Linked DNA regions of Homo sapiens: regions 2 and 3 are each linked to region 1. A link is a contact called in ENCODE Hi-C or POLR2A ChIA-PET data. All regions are on one chromosome and are shown on one strand. Each heading gives the region's core, a stretch centred on a gene start or an enhancer-like site at or near the end of the contact. The rest is flanking DNA. Distances are from core to core; before and after follow the strand shown. Region 1 has its middle 52 kb from the start of PIP4K2A. Region 2 has its middle 78 kb from the start of ARMC3. Region 3 overlaps PIP4K2A (phosphatidylinositol-5-phosphate 4-kinase type 2 alpha).

What was found. Hi-C counts contacts between places; a loop is a spot of excess contacts on that map. ChIA-PET counts read pairs that join two places held with the same protein, here RNA polymerase II (POLR2A). Pooled maps may share reads with other maps.
Region 2: a loop to region 1 is called in a map of endothelial cell of hepatic sinusoid, with 6 times the contacts of the local background. The contact joins two enhancer-like sites. A Hi-C loop is called at or near these places in 4 of 168 maps with a recorded cell type or tissue (Caco-2, dorsolateral prefrontal cortex, endothelial cell of hepatic sinusoid and 1 more) and 5 of 50 pooled maps. POLR2A ChIA-PET finds 5 or more read pairs at or near these places in 2 of 52 experiments (B cell and endothelial cell of umbilical vein).
Region 3: a pooled map shows a loop between it and region 1 (5-fold over the local background). The contact joins two enhancer-like sites. A Hi-C loop is called at or near these places in 1 of 37 single-sample maps with no recorded cell type and 3 of 50 pooled maps. POLR2A ChIA-PET finds 5 or more read pairs at or near these places in 4 of 52 experiments (OCI-LY7, T-cell and activated B cell).

The regions. Positions count from the first base shown.
Region 1 is chr10:22,764,741-22,768,158 of GRCh38, reverse strand. No RefSeq gene overlaps it. Among named protein-coding and RNA genes, the nearest start is that of PIP4K2A, 52 kb to the right of the region's middle. Within about 2 kb of position 1,803, at least 3 of the 41 ENCODE cell types and tissues checked have a DNase peak (open chromatin) inside an H3K27ac peak, as active enhancers do.
Region 2 is chr10:22,848,069-22,851,486 of GRCh38, reverse strand. No RefSeq gene overlaps it. Among named protein-coding and RNA genes, the nearest start is that of ARMC3, 78 kb to the left of the region's middle. Within about 2 kb of position 1,851, at least 21 of the 41 ENCODE cell types and tissues checked have a DNase peak (open chromatin) inside an H3K27ac peak, as active enhancers do.
Region 3 is chr10:22,681,683-22,685,100 of GRCh38, reverse strand. All of the region lies in intron 1 of PIP4K2A (phosphatidylinositol-5-phosphate 4-kinase type 2 alpha), which reads left to right. Among named protein-coding and RNA genes, the nearest start is that of PIP4K2A, 31 kb to the left of the region's middle. RefSeq lists enhancers at 1,048-1,117, 1,658-1,877, 2,618-2,737. Within about 2 kb of position 1,705, at least 17 of the 41 ENCODE cell types and tissues checked have a DNase peak (open chromatin) inside an H3K27ac peak, as active enhancers do.

The DNA.
Region 1 (3,418 bases), core at 554-3,053:
TCCCAGAAAGCTTTTTGAGAAAAGCAGTTTGTCCCCTTTTTCTAAGCCAAAGGCCAAAAATAGGAACTATTTGGCGATCTCTTCTGAGGCAGATCCGGGTATGCCTAGCCTGAGAAAATCCTCCTTGACCATTAACTCAGGGAGCTGTCATGAAGGAATTCTGGGAATCATGATATGCATTTATACACAGAATGTCTAAATGGGAAACAAAGCTTGACCTGGTTTTCTCAGAGCCAGACCACTCTTCTTTTTTCTCTTTTCCCTTAATAGATGACAGGGAGGAAACAGCTTCAAACCACCACTACCTTCCAAATTCCCCATCAACTTGGGTCACCAAAAGGAAGATGGCCAGGTACCTGATAGAATCTGATTTTACAGTATTTTGCCTCTGCTACAGTAGAAACGCCTTCCTTACTCAAAGGACACATTAATTAATAATAGGTAACATTTACTGACTGCTTCCAATGTGCCTGGCACATCTGCTAAGCACTTTACATGCTATCTTCTTTATCTTCACAATAACTCTACAGGGAAGTACTGTGATGATTCTCATTTTACGAATGGCTAAGTTGAGGCTTAGAAAAGTTGGATAATGTGGTTACAGTTAGGAGAAGAAAAAGCTCAATATTAAACCCAGGCAATGGGACTGGAGCCAACACTCTTGACTACCTGGCTCTAAAGTTACAACTCAGTTATGGAGACAGAACAGAAGCCTACAAATATTTAACAACACTTTAACTTTTCTCCCATCTGTTTGCAAATAAAAATAATATTTAGCAATACAATTAGCATATCCTTTATGCCAAATAAATGGAATGAACCACTACTTCTATGGAACACAGGAAAAGGATGCTTTCGGCACAGCAGAGCCTAGGATGCAGGACCTAGGGAGGACTGGCTCTTCAAACAGCAGATTTTATTGGTATTTCCACCATTGGCCTCCGCTGAGAAACAGTATTAAAAACATCTTTGGAAGATTAAAAAGGAAGTAATTTTTTTCAAACACTTCAAGTTGTGATCTACTTGCAAAGCCAGCTATATCAACAAGCGATTGATCCCTGGAAATATATGCAAAGGAGCCCCCTAGTTTGTCTCTGATCCCCTTCCTTCCTACCTCCTAGAGGGACAGGTTCTTTGATTTTAAGGCAACTTCCACTGAGGCCAGGAGTTAGCTGCCTGGGCTGTCAGTTTCTAGCAAAGGGCAGCCCAGAATAAATTTGACTCTTTATGTATCCTAATCTGGAACAGAAAGAGGCAAAGTTCTCCCTGTCTCCTCCCAACTTCACACGCACTTAAAATTGGCATTCCCCCTCTGCAGTTTTTGGCAGACCTTTCAGGAAATATTAAGTTAGACTGAAAATTCAGAGGTCCTCGTAACTGTCTGGGCTACTTTAAAATCTGGCATGTTATGAACACAACCTAAAAGTTGTTAAACATTGTTTCTATTTATTTTAGCAAGATAGCGGCTACCTAGAATCAGAATTGAGAACAATAATAAGCTTTCAAAAAATAATATATTTTTACAGGAGCTAAAATGTCTTACTTGATAGATATATTTAATAGCTACAAAACACCTCGCTCCACACTCATATTGACTTCAAAGAAGGGTCGAAATATTAAAATATGTTATTGCCTCTTTCTTGGCCTCCCACACAGAATGTAGGACTTGACTACAGCACTGTTGGCCAAGACAAAAGACTTCTGTACCACCTAACATAGCAACTGCAATGGTCTAGGCTGCAAATATGTTCTTCCTCTTTGGGTGCCCATTTAGCCTGTCTTCAGAGGTCAGATTTGGAACAAAAGAAAAGGAAGTGAGAGAACAATTTCATCTTCAGATGTAGCAAACAGTGTGTAACCGAAATGGGAATTTCAGGGGAGGTCTCATGTTTGACACAATATAGCGCCTTTTTCTTTTTTGGCCCTCAGTTACCTTCATGCAAATGTACTAAGATGTCAGAATTGCAGATATTTTACATGTTAGGAGAATTCTCTCATACCTAAATTCCCATGCAAATTGTACAATTCTCCTTAATCTCATTATTGATGGTACTCTTTCCAAACCGCTAAAGTGTGACAAAATGTGTACCTTACTGAAACAATATGTAAGCATTTCATGGATGAGTCCCAAAAACTGATGAACTATTTTCAGACATGGTATTTATGAGACTACCAAAAACTCATTAGTCTTGTCATTTCTTTTGTAAGTTGAAAAGTAAGCACATGTTATTTATATCATTGCTCTAGAGACACTGGTAATTTTGGTCTGGAAGACATTTGCATTTAAGATACACCATGCGACTGGCATCAGTTTATTTTTTAACGTTATGTTTATACACTAATCTATTACTAGCAATGGAAATATGCAAATATATCATGTGTTTTCTCTTTTTTTTTTTTTTTTTTTTTTTTTTGAGACAGAATCTTAATCTGTTGCCCAGGCTGGAGTGCAGTGGCTCCATCTCTGCTCACTGCAACCTCCGCCTCCCAGGCTCAAGCGATTCTCCTGCCTCAGCCTCCCAAGTAGCTGGGATTATAGGCACACACCACCACACTCGGCTAATTTTTGTAGTTTTAGTAGAGATGGGATTTCACCGTGTTGGCCAGGCTGGTCTCAAACACCTGACCTCACGTGATCTGCCCACCTTGGCCTCCCACAGTGGTGGACTTACAGGTGTGAGCCACTGCGCCCAGCCTCCTTTCTTCATTTGATAAATATATTTGGAGAATCTTATGCTTTGAAGTGAGAGCAGCACATCTAAGTGGACATTTATAATACTTCAGTCTCTCCACTAAACTAGACCAGAAGGAAAACAGAACCTCAGAACAAAAATTACCCTGAATTCTTTCTCTTCTGTAAACAGTCTTGGACTTCCCTTTCCATGTGGAATAGATGGAGAACTTGTTAGAGCTGACATATACTGTACATGCCAAAGAGACAAAAAGATCCCTGTGCATCAATGACCCCTGGATGTGAGAACATCAATGCCTAGTATAAAGTGATGGCCTGTTTCCTAGCAGTTAACTTCAAATGAAGACACCCTCACAATATGTGTGTGTGCATGTGTGTTACATGTACACAGCTTGTCATTTAGGGGAACTATATAATGCAGGCTTCCTTCTCCATAGGACTACCACCAATTTCATGTCACATTTCAGAAGATTTTGCCTGAGATGAAGTTTTAAAGTTCCCTGAAGACCTGTGGGTCTTAACCACTGATGAGAGTGCAGCCATCTTCAACAGTCTTGGGTGAATTAGATAGTGTTTGGCAGAATTGTCAGATTCCTCCCATCTTGGAAGCCTGAGTTTCTGTTCCTGGCACTCTAGTTGTTTTGCTTGATTCTTGATCCTCACATCCGGCTCCTCCCTCCTGGATCATTGACTGAACCCTTTCTCAGGCTTATTTGTCTGTGTTAT
Region 2 (3,418 bases), core at 602-3,101, 83 kb before region 1:
TGCTTCTTCATGCCACAGGACCTGTCTCGTGTTGTTCCCTCTATTTGGAAATGTCAGTTTTCTAGCAAAGACTTCTCTTGTGGCTCTGATTGTCAAATTGTTGCCACGCAATCAATGGGCTTGCTGCCTGATGCACACAGAGGCCAATATGATGGCACCAGCTTTTGAGAAAAGAAAAGCTTTATTGTCATTTAACTCACAAGGAGACAGGAGGAAATGCTCAAGTTTGTCTCCTGGAGCTAGGTGCTGAGGCAGGTTTTATAAGCATAGGGTAATGAGGTGTGATCTGATTGGATCTCACAATGAGGTGATGCCAGGAGGCATGAGCTGATTGGATCCTGCCATGAGGTGATGACCGCACTCAATCTGGTTGGATCCTGGATTCTGCCATGCGGTGCCTGCTGCTGCTTTTTTTTTTTGAGATAGAGTCTTGCTCTGTTGCCCAGGCTGGAGTGCAGTGGCACGATCTAGGCTCACTGCAACCTCCGCCTCCTGGGTTCAAGCGATTCTTCTGCCTCAGCCTCCTGAGTAGCTGTGACTACAGGCGAGCACCACCATGCCTGGCTAATTTTTGTATTGGCCAGGATGGTCTCAAACTCCTGATCTCATGATCCGCCCACCTCAGCCTCCCAAAGTGCTGGGATTACACATGTAAGCCACCGTGCCTGGTGCAGTGTCTGCTTCTTAATTCAGTCTCTGCTCCTCAGGCTGAGCATTTAGGTTCTTGTGGTTGCACACTTGGGCATGGTCAGGTTACATAAGCTTCAACCTCGGGGGCTCTTGGCAATAGAGAAACAACTCACAACTTTGTTATGTAAAAGTTGAGCCAGATTGGTCTGGTGCAGTTAGAAAGTCTCCCTACTATAAAATATCCTTCAATATGGCTTCAGTTTTACAACTATTAGTATGATTATTTGACTGATGTCTTTCTCCCCTTGCTAAGGAATGCTGCCCTGTGAGCATAGGGACCCTGTAAGGGCCTGGTTCCTTATTGTCTGCCTAGCACATGACAAAATGTCAAGCACAAAGTAGGCAATCAATCAACTTTTGTTAAAGGAACAAATGAATAAATGATCAGTATTATGTCTTTGTGTATCTCTATAGAAATATTGATTAATTTATCATGTAACCTATAACTTAGTTCATAGGAGAGGATACCATTCTTTAAAATCAACTCTTGGCCAGGTGCAGTGGCTCACACCTGTAATCCCAGCACTTTGGGAGGCCGAGGCGGGTGGATCACCTGAGGTTAGGAGTTCGAGACCATCCTGGCCAACATGGTGAAACCCCCATCTCTACTAAAAATACAAAAATTAGCCAGGCATGGTGTCGGGTGCCTGTAATCCAAGCTGCTCGGGAGAATGAGGCAGGAGAATCACTTGAACCCGGGAGGTGGAGGCTGCAGCTGAGATCACACCACTACACACTCCAGTCTAGGCGACAGAGTGAGACTCCATTTCAAAATAAAATAAACTCTTTGCTGTATAAGTAGCATATCATAAATCATTTTTTATGATTTATGATATGCTCGTCTCCCTCTTAGATGACAAAATATGCAAATATTCTGTTTGCATGGCAGTTTTGTTTCAGAGTTCCCTAATATTTTATAATATTACTCCACTTACTGTAGAATTTGAAATTAAGGAAATATTTGGGTTTTCAGTTTGGACCTTTTGATTTCTCTCCCTTTTTTTCACTCACTGATTTGCGTTTAAACTTCTACTTCTCTCTACTTACCAGACTCTGCTTCCTAACAGAGACCTTCCAGGATGAAAGGGCTTGTGGTTGGAGCTCAGCCACGTTGGTGCCGGGCAGTCATAATGGCTGCATTGTGCAGGGCGGCGCCTGTGACTGTCAGAGCCCGGCAGCCTCTGCTCCAGCTCCGGGACAGATTGTTCTCACTGCTGTTGCTCTGATTAGTTGTTTTTCTGATTCTAAACTTGGCTTTGCAGTCTGAGTTATTTCCTATTTAACCTCACATGCAACGTGGCATCTGGCCATGCCTCCTGAGAAGGCTTCTCTGATTCTGCCAGTTGAAATATAACTTGGTTTGTGTATGTGGGCTAGACCCTCCTGAGTCTGTCCCCTGGGAAGGGAAATAGGTTCTTCTGGTGAAGGTGACCCGGACCCAGACCTAAGAACATTTGCAGAACATTTGGATTGGTCTTAAGGTCCCCTGCCTACCCACACATTCCAGCTTATTCCTCCTTCTTCCACTCCCCACCCCAAGCCACTTCCCACTTGGGACCACTAACACTGATCCAGCAGCTTCTTACCTCTTGTGGTTCCATTCACTCCTCTTCTCTCTCTGTGCTCTCCCTCTCTGCCCATCTATGTGCGTTTCCTTCACGGGCTCTTCTTCCTCTTGCCACTGAACATGAGTATCCCTCAGGCCGCCACCTTGACATCTTCTCATTGCACTTTGCCCACCCTCCTTGGGAAGTCTTTCATCTGGAATAGGTAGCATCAACTCGAACCTCCATCCTGACTTTCAGATCCATATATTCAATGCCACTTGCAGAGTTTACCAGTCACTACTGTTTCATTGGACAGTATGATGCACATAAAAGTGTTTAAGGCAAAATAGAGAGGCTGACAGTTCCATAGGAAGCCGGTAGGAATGGCGCTTCTAGGGGCAGAGAGCTTTGCAGTGGCCTTCAATTCCCATCACATAGGATCTATTTGACTATATTATCAAGCCCAGATATGCTTCCTTTGCGAGGGGACAGGTTGCAATCATTATCCTCCTGTGTGATGACATCTTAAGTGGCAAGTGACATTCTTGTCAACCACCAATATGGCTAAGATATGAGTATGCATGATGCATTCTACCGTATATTTTCTCTTTTGAGGTTTAGAAAGATACAAGAGCACTCTTAAAACTGTAGAACAAAATCTCTTTGATAATATCATGGGGAAATTGCCACTGAAAACCCATTGGTGGAAATGTTCAGTCACTAGTATACAAATGCATTTCATATCTAATGTTGTTTTTTGAATTTACCCTTAATATTGGGCACTATTTACAATTAAATGAATGGCCACAATGTAACTATTAATGATAAAATGTCTATTTGCTTTACGAAAGAAATATGATCCCTGGAAGTCTTTGGTTTTGCATTTAAATTAATTAGTGAATTGAATACCTGTCCCTTGGATTGCTCATTTACACTCTTACTAAAAAGGTGGCTAGCTTGTCAGAGGAAGTACTTTCAAATTGGCTAATTAATTGCATGACCACATTCCCATGGAAATAGCAAAAGGGCATTCTAAGGACAAACAAAAAATATCTGCACGGGCATCATACTCGTCATCAGCTCTAAAGTAATGTTATCTGTAGACATCTACTCAGTAAAAGAGCTGCTTGACTAATAGGACAGATTGGCTTCAGGAAAAAAATGTATATATATGAAAACTG
Region 3 (3,418 bases), core at 456-2,955, 83 kb after region 1:
GAAAATGTAAACATTAGACTTCTTGAAAAAATATATACATGGCAGATCTACTGTGGTTGAAATTAAATGACAAGAGTGTCACCAGTAATGCGGTTTCTGTTATTGCACGGGTTCCACAGGTGTAAAAATAACCCTTACTAGCACCCTGTTTTACTAGCTGGACACTTGCCGAAATGGTCAGGAACACAAAAGTGAAGCAGCTGTGTATCGGACAGCTGTGGACAAGATGTCCATAAGCAGTGCTATAAGGACCCACCAAAGCACAACTTCAGATGACTTGGCAGGGCGGTGACATGCTGGGAAGCAACAGTCATGGGCTGTGCATTTTCACAGAAGTGTTCAAGGAACTCCAGGGTAATTTACAAATGGCCACTTTGCCATATGCCTGAGACACTGGAAAGATTTTTAGTGGGTGGCATCCTATAGACCAGGGATTGTTTTGATGCCAGGGAGCTCGAGCTGATACTGGACATTGGAAGGTGTGTCAGGTTTTCTGATAGACAAATTATGTTTCACTAATAGAATGTTTTGTTTGAGGTAGGGAATATTTTTAAGAGGACAAGGAAAGCCAATAGGTATATTTTTAAAAATTATGAACATATATGTATAAGAAACAGTATAATGAAACAAGCGCATTACAAAGAATAATGATAAAACACATTGTGTGTTAGCTTTTGGCAGAAGGAATATAAGCTTAAAAGTTTTTTAAACAACTTTCTTTGGCAAAAGAAGTAGAGGCAGTGGCAATCAAAGAAAAAATAAGGGATTCAGACAAAGCGTACCTAGTATTAACTGTTAGTACCACAGATACTAATGCTGGTTTTTAATTAAAACGACCCAATCAGTAATGTCTTTGAGATTGCCTAAATTTACATTTTGCTCTCAAGTATTTTTAAGTCATAAAACAGCAAGCCAGTGGGGAAAATAAACTGAAAGATGGTTTGCCACAGGCCTGAAACTGTGAGTGGGGAAGTTGGCATACTAAATTGTAATACAGACAGATGTGAGGTAATGCATTTAAGGGGGGGAAAAAGACTACATTCTACACACAAAGTAATGGGCTCCAGGCTTCTTGTGAGTATTTCAGATAGGAATCATTCAGTTTCTAATGGGTATTTGGCCGATGTGGTGCTTATTGTAGCCAGGAACGTTCCGGGCAAGGAAGCGCTGGGCGATTCCAGGAGAGATATAAAGAAAATATTTCAAGATCTGACACACTTTGAATTGTGTGTGTGTGTGTGTGTGTGTGTGTGTGTGTGTGTGTGAACTGCTTGGTAGGAAAGCTACAAGAGAGACTGGGAAAGGCTAAGGGAGGGGCGACTGAAAGAGGTACCAAACCATGAGAAGAAATTACAGTCAGGAGGGACGCTGCAGTCTGGAAAGATGAAGCTGTGATTAAAAACCATGATAAACACGTGCTCAACAGACTTCTTTATCAAACCCTGCAGAAGGGAACAGAAGAAAGCAGTTGCTGCTTGAGGGGGAAAGTTAATGGAAGAAGAAAATAACTTGTTTTCGACAGTTGACAAAGCAGTTTCACCTTTGTCATCTCACCTGACCTGTACCCAGCACTGAGGAGAAGGCTGGGGACAAGTCATTATTCACATTTGACAGATGAGCAAACAGATCAGAGTAAGTGACTCGGCTAAGTCCACACTGTCAGCTCTGCGGTCAGGATCAAACCTGGCTCTGACTCAGGTCCCCTTGCACTTGGCCCACCTCTGAGTTGCGAAAACTTGGGGTCTGTACCACAGCATGGAAGACTTAGGATCACTGTGAAAAACTGTGACTTAAGATCACAGTGAAAAACGGCAAATGCAAATACTGTTAAAGCCTTGACTCGGTGGTATGAGCAGAACTCATAAGAGTTGAGTCAGAGAGCAGTCCAGGTGTCTTCAGCTCAGATAGCTGCCCTTGCTAGAGAGGCTGCTGGTTGAACAGTAATTTATCAGCTTGATCCAACATAAAGTTTCTTCATTTTTATTTATACTGTACTGTCGTGTCAGCTGTTTTTGTTGTTGTTGTTGTTGTTGTTGTTTTTCTTTTTCTTTTCTTTTTGGCTTCAGAAATGGCCTCAGCTACGCAAAAATAAAGAAGGATCTGAAAGATCAGTCTTGTTGTAAAGAAGACAGCAGGTGACATGGTAGATGACCGCACATTGTTCATTCCCAAGGTCATGGGTAGTGCCAGGATTTTCAGACGCAAATGATGCATATGTAAAGATGACTGGACCATCTGTGTCTCTTCAGATCCTGTTGCAATTACCAAGTGTTCCCAGCAAGGGTTAATGTGGTGTGTGAACCTGACTAACCTCAGGTTCTAGTTCTCCCTCCCTGAGTAGAGAGTCTAGGAGCCAAGTTCAGACTGGCTCAGTCTGGAGGAATTCACAAGTGAGGCAGGTTTAATGGAAGAACAGATACTCTGAGGTTTTGGAGGGCCTGTGATGTGCTTGTCAGCGGGTTCCTGCTTCTGCCACCCCCACCACGGAGCACCAACCATGTGGTTTGTTCTTTGTGTACTTTGTTAGCTAAACTCTCAAGTGTCAAGTTGATGGCACTTTTTTTTTAGGTTCATGGACACTGTTACTGTCCAATAATTTGTAAGTCAGCAATGCTTTGTTTTATCAGTAAAATAAAACACTATATTAGGAATAGCATGATCAGAACAGGGTGGTTTCCTAATTTTTAGATTGCTGGCCTTTTCTAGAAAATAAAGGCAAGGTGTGCATACTTGAGGTTTGAGGGCTACCATTGCCTCCTGGCAGAGGAAATGAGTAGGCCTGATAGTTGCTAGGTTAAAAAGAAACAGTAGTTGAAATACTGAGAAAAGTTTAATGAAAAGTAACTTTGGCTCTTAAGTAGAACAGTTTGAGGACAGTGAAAAATTCAGTAGCTAAGGGTTGTGTGCTCTCTACACAGGGATGGTGTGTGGATTTGTGGATAAGGTATGCAACAGAGTACTCCTCTTTGAGCATTTTTATATCTTGAATTAACTATAGCACAGGAGTTGGCAGACTATGGCTTGTGGGCCAGATCTGGCCCGCTGCTTGTTTTTGTGTGGCCACGAACTAAGGATAGTTTTTACGTATGTACAAAAAAAAAAATGGTTTTCTAAAAAAGTATTTCATAATGTGAAAATTCTATGAAATTCAAATTTCAGTGTCTGTAGATAAGTTTGATTGGAACAGAGCCACACTCATTTGTTTGCCAGTTTGTAGCTGCTCAAACAGCAGAGGTGAGTCATTGTGACAGAGACTGTGTGGCCCGCAGAGCCTAGAATTATTTACTGTCTAACCCTTGCAGGGAAAGTTAGTCAGTTTCTGCTACAGTAAAATATTGCTGGTAGCTGAAATTAGGAGTTTTCACCTCTTTTCCTGCGTTTTATTTTTTAATTTTAATTTAATTTTATTTATTTTATT